Linked DNA regions of Homo sapiens: region 2 is linked to region 1. Evidence: chromatin loops called from intact Hi-C (ENCODE). Cell type or tissue: heart left ventricle. All regions are shown on one strand. Each heading gives the region's core, and the rest is flanking DNA. Links, peaks and the distances in the headings are about the cores only.

Region 1 (5,381 bases), core at 250-5,249:
CCTATATTAATATTCTCAGATGATACTGCACCCATGAAACAAGAATAGAACTTTTTTTAAAAGAAAAGAAATTCACAGGAAAAAAGTTATTAGAATTAAAAAAGTTATTGGAATTAAAAAATTTGAAGCCAGTATTAAAAACTCAGTAAAAAACTGAAAGATAAAGATGAGACAATCTCCCAGAAAATAAAGAAAGCAGACACATGGAAAACAGGAAAGAAAGGAAAATTAAAGGACAAGAGGTTCAACTTTCAAATAAAATGATTTCTAAAATGAGAGAAAACAGAAAAAAGGGGGTGAGAAAAAAATAAATCATTCTTAAAAATCTCAGTACTGAAAGATATGAGTTTCTAAACTGAAAGGGCCCAATTAGTGACCAGCATAATGTATAAACATACACCTAACTCAAGAGATATCATTGTAAAATTTCTTCCAGAAAGAAAAAACAGGTTATATACAAAAGGGATCAGGAATCTGCACAGCTCTGAACTTCTCAACAGCAATCCTCAGAGCTAGAAGACAATGAGGAGGGCTTTCAAAAGTCCGAAGGAAAAAGTGTCTATAATCTAACATTCTGTACCTTGCCAAACTGTCTACCAGGTGTTTCTGTTAAATGAGGATATTTTCAGACATGCAAGGTGTGAAAAACATTTGCGTCCTCTGTACGCTTTAAACCAGGAAGAAGAAAGGCAGGAGATACATGACACAGGACATCCACAACTCAAAAGAGAAGTGAAGGGAATGCACAGAATGGTAGCGAAGAAGATCATAGGAAGACAGCAGTGTCCAGAAATGGAGGGAACCGGTTCAGACAGGAGCAGGTCAGAGGCTCCAGGAAAGAGCTGAAGAAAAGGAATCAGTAGAACATTCCATATGTCTCAATGTATTAAAAGGAGATTGAGACAGCTGGCAGGGTCAGCAGAAGAATTAATGATAAATACATAGAAAATTAAGCTGATGACTGAGGAAGGAGAATGGCAGGAACCTGAGAGGCGGAGCTTGCAGTGAGCCAAGATTGCGCCATTGCACTCCAGCCCGGGTGACAGAGCGAGACTCCGTCTCAAAACAAAAAAAAGAAAAAAAAGAAAAGAAAATTAAGCTAATGGGGTAGGGTGGGGAAAGATAATAATTAATTCTAGGGAAAATTAAAAGTCATGCAGGATATTATACTACATGAGTTAACTGTGATTAGCATTTAGGTAGTCATAATAATGTAAACAGTAAATGCTGCTCTAACCAAAATGTCAGTATATTTCTATTAAGAGGATGGTGGGGGAAGGGGACATTTTCCATAACAGGAGGTCTAGAGCAAAGGTGTAAACCTGCAAAGTCAAAAAGCAGCAATATACTCAGGTTATTTAGAAGTATGGATTAACATCCAAAAGGATGAGCTAAGCGCCAAAAATAATGCTCTGGGGAGTGAGAAAAGAAGGTAAGGACAGTAGGGGTGTGATTTTTTTTTCATAATGAGTCTTGTAGGATTATTTCAACCTTTAAACTATTTGCATGTACTACTTTGATGAAGCTAAAAAGTTTTACTAGAAAATAAAAATAAAAGCATTTGTTCCTCCCTTCAAGAAAAAAACAGATAAGATTTTGCATGTGACTTTAGGGACCTTCATGGACTAGAAGTTAGGGACCCCTGAACTAGGTAGGGTTCCTAGGAGCATGAACATTCTATGGTTCCAGCACCATTTCAGCCCCCAAGCACCCCTCCTCTCTACAGCATCTTAGGAGAGAATGTAAGTTTTAGGAATGGAGTTTTCCAAACAGAATTAATCCAGCCTTAAGGGAATATCTCTTATTGTGCCCAGAGTTGTCATATGATAAAGTGGGAACCCAGTCTTTGTAGAGTAACACACATTCCAGGTATGTAAGTAGATATCCACAATCCAAATTTGTGACTTGGTTTTGTGCTCCGTGCTGCACATGGAATGGAAAGCGTAAACAAAGGAAAAGTTATTCAAATTAAGGATTGTTTTTCACACAGAGGCAGATGCTATCTGAACCCCCAAATACAGCATATACGATCTGTGAGTTCCACAGCTTCAATCACTGTTGAAATTGAACGGACTGAGTCAGTATTTGTATCCTGGCTCTCCCCATTGCCCACTGCATTATAATCTTCCTTATTAATCTAAATTGCTGCTAGCTGACCCAGGTAACAAACTGAAGGGGTTCTGGAAAAGAACTATCATGTGGTCCTGAAGTGAGTCTTCTTCATGCTTGTATGATGCTGGTATTCCTCAAGAGCAATCTATAAAATGAACCAGAGGCTACAGTTTTTAATAAAAAGTAATTTTGAAGCTGTCTCATAAGTCATGCCAATGGATTTTAAGCCCAAATGACAGTGTCTATAAACCTTTTACCTTCTGAATCAGTGTAATTCATTTTGCTGGAAAGCATCACAGGAGGGAGGTCTTTGGTTTCATTTTTCTTAAATTTACTTACAAACCTATTTCTACATTAACAGTACTTGAAAGGCCCTCCTGAAGTCTCTGGCTTGGGGGAAAAAGGATCAGTAACAACAGACTTCCAAATTCAATGAGGATGAATACATGCCATACCACCAAGTTTTGCTTTTTATCAGGTTTGTGTGCTTGGCTGTGGGTAACAGTCTGGATTATTGGGGGGATTTCAGTGGGGCATGTTCCAGTAGTGAGTATTATCTGGTTGCCCTATATTCTGCCTGGACCTGGCTTCCTGGCCCAAGATTAGCTATGAGAGTGCAGCTGTGTGACCAAGGCCAGTCAGTGGCTGAGCAGGCACATGGTAAACATCTGTGGGTGACCCAGTCTTCTTGGAGGACTTTCAAACTCACTCCCAACAGCCAACACAGGCTGCCAACAGCCCTAGAACCTCTCAGCCAGGCAGGAGGTTGGAAAAGTTGCAAAGAACTGTTAGCTTGAGATCTGAACATGTCGGTATTCCTGCGACAAAATTACTTACTTTAAAATGCTGCTCTGCTAAATTCTGTCTTTCTGGTCCTTTTATAAACTGTTCATGAGGGAGAATCCTCCTAAACTGATTCACAGATGGTTATATAATACTCCAGAATCATGACACTGGAGTCTTATTTATTTTGAGACAACTTCTCTCTCTGTCGCCCAGGCTGGAGTGCAGTGGCACCATCACAGCTCACTTCAGCCTCAACCTCCCAGGTTCAAGCGATCCCCACCTCAGCCAGCTGGGACAAGAGATGCACACCACCACGCCATGCTAGTTTTTGTGTTTTTTTGTAGAGACATGGTTTCACTATGTTGCCCAGGCTGGTCTTGAACTCCTGGGCTCAAGTGATCCTCCCGCCCCTGCCTCCCAAAATGCTAGGATTATGAGAAGTCATTTTTTAATCTTTCACGTAAACATACTTTACTCAAAGTATCCTGACTAGGAACAAGCATTTGAGGACTCAAAGTCTCTCTATTCAAGTCTTCTACATTTTTGCCAAGAGGTTGCCTTTTGGGTGAATGTCCCATGCTAGGCATGAAAGAGTCCATTCCTCTCCTTCTGGCGTAATCTAAAATACCTCAGGCAGGAGATGTAGTATTTAAAGTGAAAATTCTGATTTGAATCTGACACTTTTAACTATCAGAGGATCACTGTGTCATGCTTTTATTCTCAACAGCTTGACGTTTTGTCTAGCAATCAAGAGGGTAAAGATATGACTCTCCAAAATATCCTTCAGTACTTCCTTCCTCTTTAAATCAGCCATCCTTTCAGCTTGGCCCAAGGGGAAGCCAAAGATCATGGCATTCATTGGTTTAATGGACAATTAATGAAATTATAAACAGAGAAGCTGGGCCTGCCACTTGCCTCTGACGGATCAATCTAGCACAGTTTATCTAGGTTCACAGTATAAAACTACAAGGATCCAAGAACAAACAAGAACAAGACCGATTTTATACATTCTAGTTCTCCAGAATGCCGCAAAATGCATGTCACTCCTGCCCATAGTTGAAAGGAAACTAAGAAAGAATCAATAGCAGGACAATCCATTTGTTCTTTCTCCATTGCACTAAAGACTCCCTTTGCTGGCCTGCATTCTGTATTGGGGTCAGAACAGGTTCTCTCATCAGGCTAGTATGTTTCAACCTTGGGATTGGTAGGGAGGAGCACATCTGAATTTTGAAGATTGAGGGATAATAGCTTGAAAATGAAGTGCTCTGTTTCATCACTTTTTTTTTTTTTTTCAGTTCATGGAAATCTATTTAGAAAATTTAACTTTATAGAAAAACATGAAAATTTTATGTTTTATCAAAGAAGACATAGCATGGGTTAAAAAAAGGTTGAGAAAATCTGGTTTAAGTCATTGATTAAGGACTCTGATGGACAGTGCTCAATACCTTGGCAGGTGTGGTAATAAAATCTTGGCTTTCTTTTTCACTTCCTCTCATGTATATGCCTATCCTTAAGTCTTTGGTTTTGACGGAATGGTTTGTATTTCTGTACGTTGTCTGCATTAACCTTAAACTCTAACAACAAAGTAGCTTTATTAGCGGCTAAATTTCACCAACATCACAATCGCAATTAGCACAGTTTAAACCTTCCTTTTCTTTCCACTGTTTATGGCAAATTATACTTTTGTGAAACCCAATTTATACCAAATATGTAAATGTAAAAATAGTAGGAATGAACTTTCTCTTTCATTCGTTATTTCATCCAACAAAACACTGAGTGTCTATTGTGTGGCAGGAACACAAGCTGTTCACCAACTCTTACTCAACAGTCACACTAACCTGTGTGAGAATAGATGTACCACAAGGCCCCCGTCAGGAGTGCTCCGATCACAAAGGCTGCAAACGCAATGCCCATCACGGTTAGGGTGTCCAGACCATGGAAAATTGCTATAAAGGAGAGAAACCGATACACACAACTTTTTGGTTAGTCTGCATCATGCATTGCAATTTTATATTTGTTTCACAAGCACTGTCATAAAGGTTGAGCACTAATAAAATCGGAGAATGCAATGAAGATTCCAATAAAATACACTGTATTTTGTAACTTGCAAATTTTTTTCAAAGGTTAAATGAAATTATCAGGTTTCCAAAGTATTCTCAGTTTGCAATTTATTTTGATCAACAAACTAACTAAAAAATCAGATTTGCAAACTCAGTAAAATCTTGTCTGTCATCTCATTGTCTCACTCTAAGGACCTACTATTTGAATGGAGGGTAGCTTGAAAATTCACAGGTTAAGATGCTTTGGAAAATAAAGTGAACTTCCATGATCAAAATCTGGCTTACTGCTGCTTATTCACTGAACATCTCCAAAAATGACACACTGCACAGAAAACACACACCTTAGAATACTTTATACACATATTTTTGTGAACATTTACAAGTATGAAAGATAACAGAAAGAAAGGAGAATATAGAATAAAA
Region 2 (5,381 bases), core at 100-5,099, 52 kb after region 1:
GTCCCAATTCCTAGTAAACGTTTGTTGAAGGGGAACCATGAAGCACTTTACAGTCAAACAAATCCTGGGATGCTGAGGTGCACCCTGGACTCTCCTGAATGCTCCTCCCTACTTGAACCATGCACAACATTTGTATTTGAAATTCAGGTTATGCTACCAGACTTTTTTAAAGAGCAGAACATTACTCTATCTGCCAATTGCTGGGAGTTTTATTATAAGAACTTACGGCTAGGCAACCACAGCCAAGTTTATTATTTTTTCTGGATCAGGTTCAACAACCTCATCCAAAACTACATGAAAAAAGCCAAAGAGGCAACCAGCCCTTTGTTTCCACACCTGTCTTTAAGCTTTAACTCTTAAAGTCCTCAGCGGATCCACGGAAGCCTCAAGGTTGATCTCCCAAGCCTGAGTGAAGTGTACAAGTCCCAGCTAATGAGCACAGACACCATTTTCCTGGCACTGAGGTTCTTTGCTTTAGCACTTAGCACATCAGCTGACTCACCACCTGGCAGGTTGCATTGTAGCCTCTCTCTGGGCCTCCCCAACGTTGGTTTAGTCTTCAGTGGTGAGGAGAGGAACTTGCTGTGGATAGTGCCACACATCCCCATCCTCCTGCCTCCTTGACCCCTACCCCAAAAAGAATGCTCCCAGATGAAGTCTTGAGGAAACTTCAGGCCACCCTAGATCAAAAGTGGATATTAAGTCTCATCTTAAGTTTCACCTCAACCTCCTTCAAGTCTATTCAAATGTTACCTTCTCAATGGGCCCATTTAAATTTACAACCCCACCACCCAGCCCCACTCTAGGAATTCTGATTTTCCCAAACTCACTTTACATTTTATTTCTACAGTACTTGTCACCTTCTAAAATGCCATATAATATGCTTATTGCCCAACTCCTTCCACTAGAAGGTTCCTTCAGAGGCTGGGATCTTAGTGTGCATTGTCCATGGGTATACCCCAAGTGTTGGGTACAAAAAAGATACTTGTTAAGTATTTGTTTGATAAATAAAACAAATCTTGATGTCCAATTAACTGGCAGTGCCTGCCTAAGGTTCTGTGCTGAGAAGGATTCTGAGGTCATATTCAGGAGCAGTGGAGAAATGGGAACAAATGCCATGAGCAACCACGTGTCTGCCAGGGGGTTAGCGAAGGCATCATTGCTCTACAGCTGTTATCCAATGTAGTGTCCACTGGCCACATGGCACCATCAAGTACCTGAACCTGAAATGTTGCTGGTTAAATTGACCTGTGTTATATAAATGTAAAATGCATACCACTTAGCACAAGAAAAATCCCTATCTCATTAATTTTTATTGACTGATTACAAGTTTAAGTGATATTATTTTGGATCTACTGGGTTAAACAAAGTGTCATTAATATTAATTTTACTTACTTTTTTTTTTTTTTTTTGAGACGGAGTTTCGCTCATCACCCAGGCTGGAGTGTAGTGGCACGATCTCAGCTCACTGCAGTCTCTGCCTCCCAGGTTCAAGCGATTCTCCTGCCTCAGCCTCCCGAGTAGCTGGGATTACAGGCACCTGCCACCATGCCCGGTTAATTTTTTGTATTTTTAGTAGATATGGGGTTTCACCATGTTGGGCAGGCTGGTCTCGAACTCCTGACCTCAGGTGATCTGCCCACCCCGGCCTCCCAAAGTGCTGGGATTACAGGCACGAGGAGCCATGCCCAGCCACTCAGCCTTCTTTTACTTTTTAAATGCACCAATAGAAGACTTAAAATTACATATATTGTTGGCATTATATTTCTATTGGACAGTGCTTCTCTAGAGCCTCCTCCAATTTGACCCTAAGAAAGGAACATGTTTATGAACTGATCATGTCCATCCATCTGCTTCTTGGTCTGGTCTCAACATAAATCAATGTCAAGAAAACATCTCAAGCCCAACGCTTCCCAAAGTCTGATCCTCAGACAGAAGTACGTTAAAATGCAGACTCCAGGGTGGTGGGAGGTAGAAATGTAGGAAACTACATTATAATCCTCCCTCTACCACTCATGATTCTGACGCATACTTGAGGAACATTGTTCTAGGCCATAGATATGAATATTATTTAAACTCCAATAATCTTTATAAAGCTCGAATGAGATTGTTTGAAGAACGAGCAAGAATCTCTCCTCTGCACTGATGATAAAAAGCCAAGAGGGAGAGTGTAAAGCCAAGTCATGGATGGAGTCATCTCCTTGCACATCTCAAAAGGAAGAAATGGGCCTTGTGAAATAAGAGAAACCATAGCTCCCCAATGATAATGAAAAAGCCTGTTGAGATCTCAGAGGAAATCTGTTCCAGGAATCTCAAACGCACGCGTACACACACACACACACATCCCCTACAACTCAGCTGTGGTCCATTTGGAACTTGAGTTATCAGCTGGGTGAGTGCCTGCTATTCAGGTTACAGGCCCTTGGGGCTGCTCTAACTCGCACATCCAACTGCACACATGTCCGTGACTTTGGCATTGGTGGAAGTTCAACACTTACACAATGAAAATAGACTCCTCCCCCTCTTCTGTCCTGCCCTACTCCCAGCTTTCAGTATTCCTCTTCCCTTTTCCTGACTCCTGCACAAACAAATCTCTTTTTGGAGTTGCCTGCTTAGGAAAATAGAAAGAGCAAAACAAGGAAAACAAAGAAAGCAAAGAAAAACACACTGATATTTCAGAAACACCTGCCATGCCAAGAACTTGCTGGCTCAGTTCCAGGGGGAAAAGACACACGGTAAAGGAGAATAGGTATTCCTCAAGAATCTCAGTTGAGGTTTAAGTGGGATCTACAGATTGGCCCTAGAACTCATCACAGCCCCCACACAGAAAGGCATTACAAAGATTATGCTTTTATGTATTTTGGACACACAAAGTCCAGCAAAAACAAACATACTGGAACAGCACTGAAATATTTACCTTCCAAATGAAGACTGAACCCTGCATTTTAAAAGAGGAAAATCACACGTTCTCCCTACCCAATTCCTGGGAGGACCCCACTTGCCTATTTCCTCTGAAGCCATGTGATGTGAAATGCAATCCGAAACATGTTTTCTATTAACATATATCATGACTCAATGCCTTTTAAAAAAGCTTCATTTCAAAGAAATAATAACTTCCATGCCTGTGAACCTAGGTTCATAATTTGCAAAGCTACATATTCATGAGCCATGTGATGATGGTATCTGCCAATCATGCATTCATGAAACACAAATCCATGCAGCCATTTAAAAATTCTTGGGTGATTTTATTTAGTACCCCAAACCAGATTACTTTCTTCCAATAAAATGACTTAAAACATATTTGACTATTACTTTTTCTCAAAACATTCATGATGATCATCCTGTTCTTAATTTTTGCTGAAATATAAAAAAAACCTAAATGACTGAAACCGCCCCATGTTCTTAACACCCTGCATGTTTACACACGTCCAAGAGGAAAGCTCTGAGATGCTGCCCTCCAAACACAAACATGCACAAACTTGAACATGAGCCAGTACAAAAGCAATACTCTCATCTCCCATGGAAACGTTATCAGAACAACAGTACATGTGAGTGTGTATATACACAAAGAGAAGCAAAAGATGTCTTTCCATCTAAAAAACAAACTAAGTCCCCACAAGTTACCAAACTGATGAAGCACAAGCTGCTTTCTAATATAGTTTTCCAAAGTAGAGTCCCAGGCCACACAGGAATCCTGTCCAGCTTTACAAAAAATTCTTCAGACTCCTAACTTTACCCTTCCTCATCTGCCAATGTTAGCCTGATGGAAGAGCTTACCCCCAAATTCAAAGTGCATTTCAATCTAAATGATGTTTTTCACGAAAAAAAATAAAATGTTGGTATCATTACTATTACTTGCCATATTCCTTTATCTAATTTTGTCCTCCAAATGTGCTCCTGGAGAACCCCACAGGAGGGAAGACTCTCTTTTTTTTTCTTCTAAGTTACATCCAATCAGCCAAGTCAAGTTCAAGAGCAAAAACTGATTTTTACAAATGCCTGGCTCCAAACATGTTCCTAGAATTCTCTTTATAGAGTTTTTTTTTTCATCAAGGCTGATAATCTCAACTCCATTTTACAGAGAAGGAAATTGAAGCTGACAGAAGCTAAAGGATCTACCCAAGGCACACAGCTGGCAGACAACAGGGTTGACAATAGAACCAAAGACCTGGTTTCTCACTCTAGAGCTCTTTCTATTCCATCGCTGTGGAAGAGTCAGCTACCAGGCTCAGAAATCAGTAGTGTAGGGTAGACACGCACATCCCTCAGCCTCATGTTAATAAAACACTAGGAAATATGATATTAATCACAAAAGCTCAGGCTGCACACTTCCTAAGTGCATGTCACATGGATTCTGAATCCTCATATCTGATAGTGGAAACAACTGGGGCTCTGAGCAATTAGATAAAGTGCCAGATTACACACCTTTAGCAAGAAATGAGTGCAGATTCAAACTGTCTGCTGGACTCCAAAAATGATGCTCTTTCCACTGTGGGAAGGTGGACACTCTGCCTGGAAAGGTCATCTCCCGTTGGTGAGGGAACTGACTGGCTCACAGGTCAGCAAAGACCTGGGTGTCTTAGGGCAAGCTTTCTACCAAGTCTGGGTAGGCAAATACAGAGGAACATTCTCCAGGCTTAGAGGAGAGTGAAAAGGAAAAGCAGTGAGGCAAAGCAGGGGGCTCCCACCCTTCACTGCTGCTTGCAGAGATTCTCCTGGTGGGTTATTTCCCTCTCTGTCCCCTCTTCCCCAGCAATCTCAGGAGCTGTGCTGGTCAGAGTGGAGAGGAACGGAATGGAAGGGACAGACAGAAATAGAAATGAAACAGTTAAAGCAACGAAATAATTACTTGGCTAGAAGTCAAGTTAGAGTAAACAACAACAAATTGCTCAAGGATCTTAAAAATTTCTGTGATGGTCAGTTTTATATGTCAACGTATCTAGGCCATCTTCCCCAGCTATGCAATCAAACACTCATCTACACGTTACTGTGAGGTATTTTGTAGACGCAATTAAACTCCATAATCAGGTGGCACTAAGGAAGGGAGATTGTATCAGATAATCTGGGTGGGCCTGATTCAATCCATTGAAAGCCATTAAGAGCACACCCAAGGCTTCCCTGAGGAAGAAAAAATTCCACCTGTGGACAGCGGCTTCCGCTCATGCCTGAGCTGCCCTTCCTGAAGGCCTCCCTGCGGACTTTGATTGCCCTGCCTGTCCCCACAATGGCATAAGCCAATTCTTTGTAATAAATCTCTTCATATATATATCCCCGACTGGTTCTGTTTCTCTAGATAAATGCTGACTGATAGCTCCTGGGAATGGCTGGTGCAAGCCCTAGGAGAAACAGAGCTGCATATTCTGGCCCAGGAACCACAGACC

What was found. A loop is a pair of places that touch in the nucleus more often than their neighbours do. Peaks named below come from ENCODE experiments on the same cell type or tissue, not always from the same donor. Only the 100,000 strongest peaks of a DNase experiment are listed, where the experiment ranks them.
Region 2: a loop joins it to region 1, with 2.1 times the contacts of the local background. A loop is called at or near these places in 8 of 110 quality-filtered maps.

Annotation. Positions count from the first base shown.
Region 1 is chr1:91,690,936-91,696,316 of GRCh38, forward strand. It overlaps TGFBR3 (transforming growth factor beta receptor 3), which reads right to left. Exons shown (of 17, transcript NM_003243.5): 16 at 4,737-4,844. Among named protein-coding and RNA genes, the nearest start is that of TGFBR3, 190 kb to the right of the region's middle. In heart left ventricle, for the core only: no CTCF peak of the experiment used is centred there; a DNase peak (open chromatin) is centred at 2,846; H3K27ac peaks cover 1,213 bases.
Region 2 is chr1:91,742,692-91,748,072 of GRCh38, forward strand. The region is part of intron 4 of TGFBR3 (transforming growth factor beta receptor 3); the gene reads right to left. Among named protein-coding and RNA genes, the nearest start is that of TGFBR3, 140 kb to the right of the region's middle. RefSeq lists a silencer at 3,341-3,635. In heart left ventricle, for the core only: a CTCF peak has its summit at 2,440; no DNase peak of the experiment used is centred there; H3K27ac peaks cover 1,159 bases.